Linked DNA regions of Homo sapiens: region 2 is linked to region 1. Evidence: chromatin loops called from intact Hi-C (ENCODE). Cell type or tissue: dorsolateral prefrontal cortex. All regions are shown on one strand. Each heading gives the region's core, and the rest is flanking DNA. Links, peaks and the distances in the headings are about the cores only.

Region 1 (5,379 bases), core at 252-5,251:
GACTACAGTTGTGTACCACCACACCTGGCTGATTTATAGAGATGAGGTCTTGCTATGTTACCCAGGCTGGTCTTGAACTCTTGGGCCCAAGTGATCCTCCTGCCTCAGCCTCCAGAAGTACTGGGATTAAAAAGTGCTGGGATTAAAGGGGTGAGCCACCAAACTGGGCAGAAAGTTCTTTAAAACACACACACACACACACACACACACACACACACACGCCAACTGAAAGAGCTCCAGTGGCCAAAACTGAAACAACTTGAGCAACAAAATAAATACCCAAAGCATAAAATAAATATCCATGAGGCCATACTGACATAACGAGTTTTTGTTTTGTTTATGTTTTTGCTTTTTGTTTTTTTTGTAAGACAGTCTTGCTCTGTCACCCAGACTAGAGTGCAGTAGCACAGTCTCGGCTCACTGCAACCTCCACCTCCTGAGTTCAAGCGATTCTCCTGCCTCAGCCTCCCAAGTAGCTGGGACTATAGGCATGCGCCCACCACGCCCAGCCAATTTTTTTTATTTTTAGTAGAGACGAGGTTTCACCATGTTGGCCAGACTGGTCTGGAACTCCTGACCTCAAGTGATCCGCCTGCCTCGGCCTCCCAAAGTGCTAGGATTATAGGTGTGAGCCACCACACCCGGCCAATAAATGTTTGAATAAATAAAGGAGAAGGGATAAATCTGCAGAATGTCAAATAATTTATTTGAATTCTCCACTTTATTTATTTTATTTATTTATTTTTTGGGGACAGAGTCTGGCTGGATTCTCCACTTTCAAGAAGATGGAGCACAACTCCCCATTCCTTAAGAGTGGGTGGCACATAGTCTGGTGTCTTCCCCTAAGATCGTATGAATTTCTGGAAGGGTTTATGTTCTCAGGGCCACACTGGTCTCCAGACTTCTTCCATGTACACTGCCCCCTAATTCCTTTCTAAGGTCACACAAGCATGAAATCGGATTCTACATCTATTGCTAAAAACAAGCCCCATTTCCATGAAGCACTGAAGAATTGAGTAGGCTGAAACTGGACCAAGATCTTCCATCACAATAATATAAAAACCTGCAAATGTGATGGCAGGTATCACCATTCCCACACATCCAGCACCCACAGTAAGTATTTCCCCAACCATCATCACTCTCCGCACCTACAGTCCCCAATGCTTTGCATCTCGTCAGTTCTCTTCCTGATCATTCCACCTCTGCTTTCCCTGCTCTTTTATCTCTCGCCCTACTTCACAGGAGTAAGCCTCCTAGTCCTACACAGAGCAATTTACTCAGCTCCCTGAATTATCTAGGAATTTCCCCAAAGACTAGAGTTTGTGGAGATACTTTCCTTTAGGTTTAGAGAGCATTGAGGAGCTTAAGTACCATGGGTTGATGACAGACGTGACAGGATTCTGGGGGCAGTCTGCCCTTCCAGATGCATAATCCTTTTGGATAGGGCAAGCAGACCTGTGGACATATTAGATTCCTATAATTCATATAATTTTAGGGCTGAAAAGGTCTTTATGGGGCACCCTTACGTTGAAGAAAGTAAGCCCTGGGGCTCTTTAGTGACCCACCTTGGGTCACATTGCCTTCTACAAACTCTGTGCTTGTAGAAAATAGACTTTCAACCAAATGTTCTTGGAACATAATCTTTTTTTTTTTTTTTTTTTTTTTGAGACGGAGTCTCGCTCTGTCGTCCAGGCTGGAGTGCGGTGGCGCGATCTCGGCTCAATGCAAGCTCCGCCTCCCGGGTTCCTGCCATTCTCCTGCCTCAGCCTCCCGAGTAGCTAGGACTACAGGCGCCCGCCACCACGCCGGGCAAATTTTTCTGGATTTTTTAGCAGAGACGGGGTTTCACCGTGTTAGGCAGGATGTTCTCGATCTCCTGACCTCGTGATCCGCCCGCCTCGGCCTCCCAAAGTGCTGGGATTACAGGCGTGAGACACCGCGCCCGTCCGGAACATAATCTTTTAACGGGTTTTCACATTTGGATTTCTAGATACAGTAAGTAGCCAGTTATTACTTTAACGTCAGAAAAAGATGTCTTTAATTTTTTTGTACTCTGTAGTAGAAAAATTACGAAAGAAGGTACTTGAAAACACTAACTGTATATTTCCTAGAGGAAAAACTGGCAAAGGCGATCTTCACAAAGGGTGGACCGTACCTTATACATCAAACCCAACGATCCCATCCCACACTTTACATTCAGCTTAACCAGAAGTAAAACCTCTTGTCACACCGTCACCGGTATTCCAATTATGGCAATAACGATCTCCTTCTACGGATGCGGTTGACAGATAAGATCTCTAAACCGCTGCTAATCAATCGGTCCTGGCTCAAGCATTTCTTATCTGCCGGATTCAGAAAATACAGATGCTGGAAGCTCACCGGCTTGTTCGGGGAAAGAACGCTAAGCAAGAATAAAATTTTATTTCAAAGCGCCAAAAATCTGGAATTCTGAGGTCCACAGGGAGGTTTCCCAGAGCAACTCAGTTGTTCCCTTCTGAGAACGTAGCTCCGTGAAATGCACATCCCTACTCGGTCCAGAGAAATAGATCAATGGGGAAAAGGATTGAATCAACCAAGTAGGCTGGGCGGGAGACAGCCTTAACCCACGGGCGCGGGCGAGTCGTATGGGCAGGGGCAGGCGGGAGCGACGTGGGGCGACGCTCACGAACGATCAGAGCTGCGGGCGACGCAACGAAGCCCGGAGGCCGCAGGCTGCGCGCTCCCTCGCAGCAGCCGGGCGGGCAAAAGCCCCCAGTCCTCGGCCCCCGCGCAAGCGACGCCGGGAAATGCCCACATCCGGGAAACCTGCAGCGGAGTGCGGCGGCGGCGACACTGAGTGGAAGGCAAAATGGCGGCGGCGGCGGCGGTGGCCTGGTGTTAAGGGGAGAGCCAGGTCCTCACGACCCCTGGGACGGGCCGCGCTGGCCCGCGGCAGCCCCCCCGTTCGTCTCCCCGCTCTGCCCCACCAGGGATACTTGGGGTTGCTGGGACGGACTCTGGCCGCCTCAGCGTCCGCCCTCAGGCCCGTGGCCGCTGTCCAGGAGCTCTGCTCTCCCCTCCAGGTAGGTCCGGGGCTGGCGTAGCGGGTGCGCTCCTCCAGTGCTCGAGTTGGCGGGGCGGTGGCCGCCGGGGCCCACGCCCATCCCCGCTGGCGAGGGTCCAGAGGTTTGGACTGGCGGGCAGAGCCGGCCCGCTCCGGGCCTGACTTGGCTGGTTGCATTGACCCGAGCTGAGCCCTGCCCTGGGGAAGCGAGGGTTGGCCGCGCCCGGTGCTGCAGGAAGAGCCCCAGGCTTTTCGGCCTCGGAGGTGCAGGTTTGGCTGGGTAGAGCCTGTCTTTCTGGCGGCGTGTCTCCCACCCCACCCCCAACACGCGAGTCGGCGGTGTCCAGGAGGGAAGGAACGGGAAAGGTGGTTCTGAAGGAAAATTGCAGTAAAAGAGCTACAGTTCTTTGGATCCCAGAGGGCCTTGATCCTGGGTATACCTTAGAGAAATCCTGGGAGTCTCTTACGTCTAGTTCAGTGTGATTTTAGGTTACTGTTCATAGTTGGAAGAGGTGGGAGAGATGGAGAGGTCTTTATGGAGTAGGAGTGTGTATATAAATACAGCAAATGAAGGAACGACAATTAAGGGAACAGTGTTTTTTATAACCTGAAATAGCTTGTAGCTCAATGAATGCCTCAGATGACTTGATTTATCCCCATTCTGACTTCTCTGTCAATTTCTAAGGGAACAAAATTTAATGTTTGTCAACTCATATGTTAATACGGCTTTTAAAACATGTATCATCCTCCAGAAGTTATTCATAAATCTAGTGAACAATAAGTATAATCTCATGCACAGAAGTAATATTGTATAACTCCAGTTTTGGAAATGGATTTGAATGTTAGCGATCATGAAACTTGTTTGAACTTTATGAATTATTTATTGAAGGTTAATAAATTTATCAGTTTATCAGTTTATCAGAAGTTTCTGATAAACTTAATTTTTTATCAAATTTCCTCCATGAGGAAGAAAAGGTAGGACATTATAATTGGAGTGAATGTTCTGTGCTACGAAAACAAAGCTTATTATCTCTGACGGTAAAATGGGGTAGTTGATTCCTTAAGGCAGTGGAGGAATTTGATTGAACAGTAAAAGAAGTAGCATTGTGTTAGTCCAATTGGCTGCTACTGCAAGAAACTAGATCATGGTCCATGCTTGGAATGGCACATTCTATGCCTAAATATTGATGGAATATGCCTTGCTGCTCACCAAAAAATACTTCTACTACATTTTTAATGTATAATATCTGGCTTTCATTGTGTAGGTCGTTTTTATTTTTGTTTTGTTTTTATTGCAAGTCCTTGTTCTATATAAATAGTGTTGGAACTGTTCTAACCCTGGTTATTTGGTTATTTTAGATGTTTTATTTACATCAATGGGAGATTGTTATACATCACAAAAGTTATTTAGTCATTGAATAACATTTTCGCTAAGTAGGAACAGCAATCATTTTTCAGCATGAAGATACAGCGTTGCTTTCACTTTTGATCTGACAATTATTAGAAAGTGAACTGAAGAAAATGTCAGTATGCAGTTTCCTTTAAAGATGGGAACTCGCTATGTTGCCTGCGCTGGATTCCAACTCCTGGACTCGAGCAATCCTCCCACCACAGCCTCTCAAGTAGCTGGGACTACAGGTGCACTACTGCACCCAGCCAGGGTACCTTTCTGATAAACTTAATTCAACCCAAATTAACACTTTGAAATCTTATGTAATGGTATCATTTTTTTTTTCCTAAGTTGGACAAACTAATCAATGATACTTGTTTGTTGATGTTTGTATTTTTGATGAGGGTCTGAACTTTAAAAAAAAAAAAATGGCGATCTGTCATACCCAGGCAGTTTGATTCCAGAGCTCTTACTTTAACCATGAGATTAAAGTCATTGAAAGTTATGGGGTAGGTAGGTGACATGATCAGAATTGTTTATTAAGACGAATCTGGCCCCATCGTAGTGTGGGTTAAAAAGGTAAGCAGTTTTGCTTTGAAGAATTATTTTAAAAATTCTTTTTGCCTAGTAATAATTTGAATTTTCACATGTCATAGCAGCAAAGATTGTTGAGATTTAGTAATGCCAGTATTAACCATACCTTGTTGTGGGGATTATAAAATTAGTATAACTTTCTAGAAGGCATTCTGACAATAAGTATCAGAATTTTAAATATGTATTCTCTTTGATCCAGCAATTCCACTTCTGGGAATTTATTTTAAGAAAAATGCTCAGCAATGTGTGCACAAGAATTTTTATTGCAGCAATTTTTTTATTAACTAATTTCGTTATGTGCAAGGAATATGCTATATGTATATTATACATATGTTCATTTTATTAAACTATG
Region 2 (5,379 bases), core at 236-5,235, 120 kb before region 1:
GGGGAATCAAGGGTGGAGAGAGACCTGGGCTGTTGCTTCTGTGTGCCACCTCCTGGCAAGGCAAGCATGGAGAACAGCCCTCAGACCAAGAGCCCCTGAGGAGTCTGAAGAATTAAGTCGGGAGGCTCAAAAAGAGCCCTCCAACCTCTCCAGAACCTGTTGCTGGAATTGTTAGGTTTGCCTCATTATTTGCATCTCTTCCCCGAAGTGCATTTTATCATCCCCACGGACTCCCCTTTGTCATCCCCATCTTGAGAGTCTGAACTTCTGCACTCGTGTGACTTGAGATTTGTTTACAAATAGGATGTTTGCACACTTGCTCACGCTACCACTTCTTCTGTGACGATGGCTGCTGCATTGACATCACGCTCGCCTGCGATGGAGTGCAGCAGTGTCCTGATGGGTCTGATGAAGACTTCTGCCAGAATCGTGAGTTGGCTATGTCACATTGCTAGGCAGTGGCTGGAAGGGATGGAGTTGGGAGGTCTGTGTTCTGAGAATGAAATGCAAACACAGTGTCCTTCCCCTGCTTGATTTTAGTTATAACTTTACATGTAAAAGCTATGCCTTAAATGAGAATTCAATATGTCTCTAGTCTAAGTCTCAAATGTCAAATTTTTAGTATTGCTTATGTTTTTAATTTTTTTCAATTTTCCAGGTTCTTTCTATCCTAAAAATGCTGCATGTCATGTGCTTTCTTAAAAACTGCAGTGATTTGATGCTTTGTTTTGATAATTTTTTAAAGAAAATTTGCGATACACCAGGGTGTGGCTAAGTCAGAGCTGTAAATCAGTCTTATAATATCATACACATAGAAACACCCTGTAAGAAAGAAGAAAAACTGAAGAAAATGTAATGAAGTATGGATTTGAGGAAGGACGAAGAGTCTCAAAACCTTAAGTTTACGTTTAGTCTTTGTCCATTTCTTTTTTCTTTTCTTTCTTTTTTTTATGAGACCAGTTCTCACTCTGTCACCCAGGCTGGAGTGCAGTGGCATAATCATGGCTCACTGCAGCCTCGACTTCCCCAGCCTTAGGTGTTTCTCCCACCTCAGCCTCCCCAGTAGCTGGGACTGCAGGCATGTACCACCATGCCCAGCTAATTTTTGTTAATTTTTTGTAGAGATGGGGTTTTGCCTTGTTGCCCAGGCTGGTCACGAACTCGTGGGCTCAAGTGATTGCCTACTTCTGCCTCCCAAGGTGCTAGGATTACAGGCATGAGCCACCGTGCTGGGCCCCGTCCATTTCTTTATGTGTAACATTTGGAAAGCTGACTATTGGAAGAAGAAAGAACAGATTACCCATTTGAAAACGTGAGAATAGATTTTTATGGTCCTCTGACATGTCTTAGATGAGTGGGCTGTTACATCCAAATATCCGTGATTTTAAATCAGCTGCAGATGTAGTGTTTTTAGTATTAAAGCTCAGAAAAGAAATCCAGCAACTAACAGTAGCTCTTCCACACTTCAGTGGGCCTGGACCGCAAGATGGTAACCCACACGGCAGCTAGTCCTGCCCTGCCAAGAACCACAGGGCCGAGTGAAGATGCAGGGGGTGACTCCTTGGTGGAAAAGTCTCAGAAAGCCACTGCCCCAAACAAGCCACCTGCATTATCAAACACAGAGAAGAGGAATCATTCCGCCTTTTGGGGACCAGAGAGTCAAATCATTCCTGTGATGCCAGGTAAGGATTCACGGTGGGTTCTCAATGAAGAACCTTGTTTTCTGTAGCCAAACTTGGCTCACAATTAAGTTTATGTTTGAAGAGTGTTAAGGAAGTATCTTGAAATAAGAGTTAAAATTAAGAATTTGGCCAGAAAGGCGGGGGGAAATCTTGACATTTGCACTAATTTGTAGTAAGGGACACTTACTAAATACACTCATGTACCTACTCCAGAGACACTAATACATTTATTTGTAAATACATTAACACTTAGCTTACGTAAACCAATACCCAAAGTGTTAAATTTTAGGTTGTTTTGAGATGAAACAGCATAACCATTATGTATTTGTGTAAATCCTCTTCACCCAAGCAAGTGAACATTTAAACAAGTTGTCTTGAAAGAGATGCATGTGCTAGTAATTCAACGTTATGCCTCCAATTTAACTAAATCTATCACTAAAAAAAGTAAGGCTAATGAGATTTATTTTTATTTTTTTTGAGACAGGGTCTCACTCTGTTTCCCAGGCTGGAGTACAGTGACGCGATCACAGCTCACTGCAGCCTCAGCCTCCCAAACTCACATGATCCTCCCATCTCAGCCTCCTGAGTAGCTGGGACTATAGGCGTAGTAGCTGGGACCACCATGCCTGACTAATTTTTGTATTTTTTATAGAGACAAGGTTTTGCCATGTTGCCCAGGCTGGTCTTGAACTCTTGGGCTCAAGCAATCTGCCCACCTCGGCTGGCCTCCCAAAGTGCTAGGATTATAGGTGTGAGTCACTGCACCTGGCCTAAAATACATTAACATGACTAAAGCATTACAGAATTTAGCCAGATGCAGTGACTCACCTATAATCCCAGCTACTCTGGAGGCTGAGGCAGAAGAATTGCTTGAGGCCAAGAGTTTGAGACCAGCCTGGGCAACATAGTGAGACCTTGTCTCAATCAGTCAATCAATAAGTATTACAGGATTCCATCATTTTTTACACACTTATTATTTGCATGATTATGTGACATGAGACAGAAATAGAGATTATCACATTTCCAAAAGCTTTTCTAATGTCTTTTCAGACTCTGCATAAGTTGTATTGAAATAACCTGACATGATTTTAGTAAGTTTATTAAGAAAAATTTTTGTTCATTGTACAAGATACGGAAGATGCAAAATAATTTAAGAAGGAAAGTGAATTTAAAATACCACCTCTTTTGAAAACTGCTTTTAATATTTGTTATATTTCCTTCCACTCTTGTTTATGTGCCTTGTAGATTTTAAGTGCCTCCATAAAAATATGTCTGCAAAACATTGCATTCTATCAGGGGCTTTTCTTTCTGAGTTTTGGTTAAGAATGCTGCCAAGTGTCTGCTTTTTTGGTCCATTCCTGGTTGGTACTGCCACCTACTGGTAAAATCGGTCACTACATGCAAGCCTTTGGATGTGGTTTTAGTGGGTTTTCTCTGCTTAAGATAGTTTGTATGGAGAAGAGCATCACAATCTAAGAAACAGAGTTGGGCAGACCAGGCATCTTTGGCAGGACTGCCGAAGGGGTGAAGAGTTTATGGAGAGATCTGTGTTATCAGAGGCCAGGATGGATGAATTCCTACCACATTACTGTGGTGGAGAGAACCACGTGAGCATGAACAAATTAGCTGAAAGTAGAGTCGAGACCAAAGCCCAGGTCTTGGCTCTACCTTTAGAACCTTGAATAAGTCACTTCATATCTCTGGACCTCAGTTGCCTCATCTGTTAATAAGGGACTTCAACCAGATGTCCTCCAAGGTGCTGTCCAGCACTGAGGAATGATAAATAGGCTGACATTCATACTTTACCCCATCAGCCCTTACCCATGCTAGGTGTCACTCATTGGTCCCAGCACTGTCCCATGGGGAATGTGGACTTAGCTCAGAATCCTTTTGAAAATAGTGCTCCAGGCTAGAAGCCATTATTCTCAGCAAACTAACGCAGGAACAGAAAACCAAATACTGCATGTCCTCACGTTAGAAATGGAAGCCGAATGATGAGAACACATGAACATATGGAGGGAAACAACACACACTGGGGCCTGTCAGAGGGTGGGAGGTAGGGGGAGGGGGAGCATCAGGCAGAACAGCTAATGGATGCTGGGCTTAATACCTAGGGATGGGATGATCTGTGCAGCAAACCACCATGACACGTTTACCTGTGTGACAAACCTGCACATCCTACACATGTACCCCGGAACTTAGAAGTTGGAGGGAAAAAAAAGAAAATAATGCTCCAGGCTGCCACCTGCGGCTGATGGGAGTCAGCACCCAATTTCCAATCTATTTATGATCTCTCCTTTTGCTTTTTGATAATCAGCCTTTGGATTTGGTTATGAAGATGTAAAGAGTGGTCTTTCACAGATGCAGAGAGATTAGATGTACAGTTATTATATTAGGGCTTTTTCTAATTATTAAAATAATATGGATTTACTGTAGAAAATATAGAAAAATACAAAGAAAGTTAAAAGCATCTAGCAAAACTCACCATTAAAATTTTGTCGCATTTTCTTCTGGTTACTTCTATTCATACACATATACATATTTATTCATTTTTAACAAAAGCAGGATAATGCTTTTATAAAACTTTTTTCTTACTCATGAGCATTTTCATGTATTATTAACTATTCATCAAAAACACACTTTTTGAAAGTCCTGGGGTGAAGAAAGTGGGAAGAAAAAAACAAAACTGAAAATGTTAGAAAGAGCCCTCACATCCTGTAGTTTCTGTTCAGACAGTAGCTGTCCCTGCCCTCCCCCTCTGCTGTCCCTAAGACCACCAGAGTAGAGTCCTCAGCCTCTGATTTCATGTAAGTTAAAGACCCATAAGTAGATTTAAAAGTGCATTATTGGCCGGGCACGGTGGCTCACGCCTGTAATCTCAGCACTTTGGGAGGCCGAGGTGGGCGGATCATGAGGTCAGGAGATCGAGATCATCCTGGCTAACACGGTGAAACCCCATCTCTACTAAAAATACAAAGGCCAGGAACGGTGGCTTACGCTTGTAATCCCAGCACTTTGGGAGGCCGAGGCAGGCGGATCACAAGGTCAGGAGATCGAGACCATCCTGGCTAACATGGTGAAACGCTGTCTCTACTAAAACTACAAAAAATTAGCTGGACGTGGTGGCGGGCACCTGTGGTCCCAGCTACTCGGGAGGCTGAGGCAGGAGAATGGCGTGAACCCGGGAGGTGGAGCTTGCAGTGAGCCAAGATCGCACCACTGCACTCCAGCCTGGGCGACAGAGCAAGACTCCGTCTCAAAAATAAAATAAAAAAATAAAAATAAAAATACAAAAAATTAGCCGGGCATGGTGGCGGGCACCTGTAGTCCCAGCTACTTAGGAGGCTGAGGCAGGAGAATGGTGTGAACCCAGGAGGCAGAGCTTTCAGTGAGCTGAGATTGCGCCACTGCACTCCAGCCTGAGCAACAGAGCGAGACTCCATCTCAAAAAAAAAAAAAAAAAAGTACATTGTTGTTCATGACACATGCCTGGGTTTTAAGAAGACCATCAGCTAGTACAATAAATATGAATGAGTTAAATTCACTGCTGCCTCCTTCCTGCACAGACATGTGGTGAGGACAAATAAGACTTAGCTCGGCTGGGCGCGGTGGCTCATGCTTGTAATCCCAGCACTTTGGGAGGCCGAGGCAGGCAAATCACGAGGTCAGTTCAAGACCAGCCTGGCCAACATGGTGA

The links. Hi-C counts contacts between places; a loop is a spot of excess contacts. Peaks named below come from ENCODE experiments on the same cell type or tissue, not always from the same donor. Only the 100,000 strongest peaks of a DNase experiment are listed, where the experiment ranks them.
Region 2: it touches region 1 in a loop (2.8-fold over the local background); 16 of 110 quality-filtered maps call a loop at or near these places.

The regions. Positions count from the first base shown.
Region 1 is chr6:149,715,532-149,720,910 of GRCh38, reverse strand. It overlaps LATS1 (large tumor suppressor kinase 1), which reads left to right and starts at 2,810. Exons shown (of 8, transcript NM_004690.4): 1 at 2,810-3,062. It overlaps LOC645967 (a long non-coding RNA gene), which reads right to left and starts at 3,290. Exons shown (of 1, transcript NR_134652.1): 1 at 2,015-3,290. RefSeq lists a silencer at 2,931-3,320. In dorsolateral prefrontal cortex, for the core only: a CTCF peak has its summit at 2,775; DNase peaks (open chromatin) are centred at 1,810, 2,790 and 3,100; H3K4me3 peaks cover 3,315 bases; H3K27ac peaks cover 2,713 bases.
Region 2 is chr6:149,832,388-149,837,766 of GRCh38, reverse strand. It overlaps LRP11 (LDL receptor related protein 11), which reads left to right. Exons shown (of 7, transcript NM_032832.6): 4 at 304-429; 5 at 1,470-1,682. It overlaps RAET1E-LRP11 (RAET1E-LRP11 readthrough), which reads left to right. Exons shown (of 15, transcript NR_182438.1): 12 at 304-429; 13 at 1,470-1,682. Among named protein-coding and RNA genes, the nearest start is that of RAET1E-AS1, 28 kb to the left of the region's middle. In dorsolateral prefrontal cortex, for the core only: CTCF peaks have their summits at 2,847 and 3,064 (motif pointing left); a DNase peak (open chromatin) is centred at 3,086.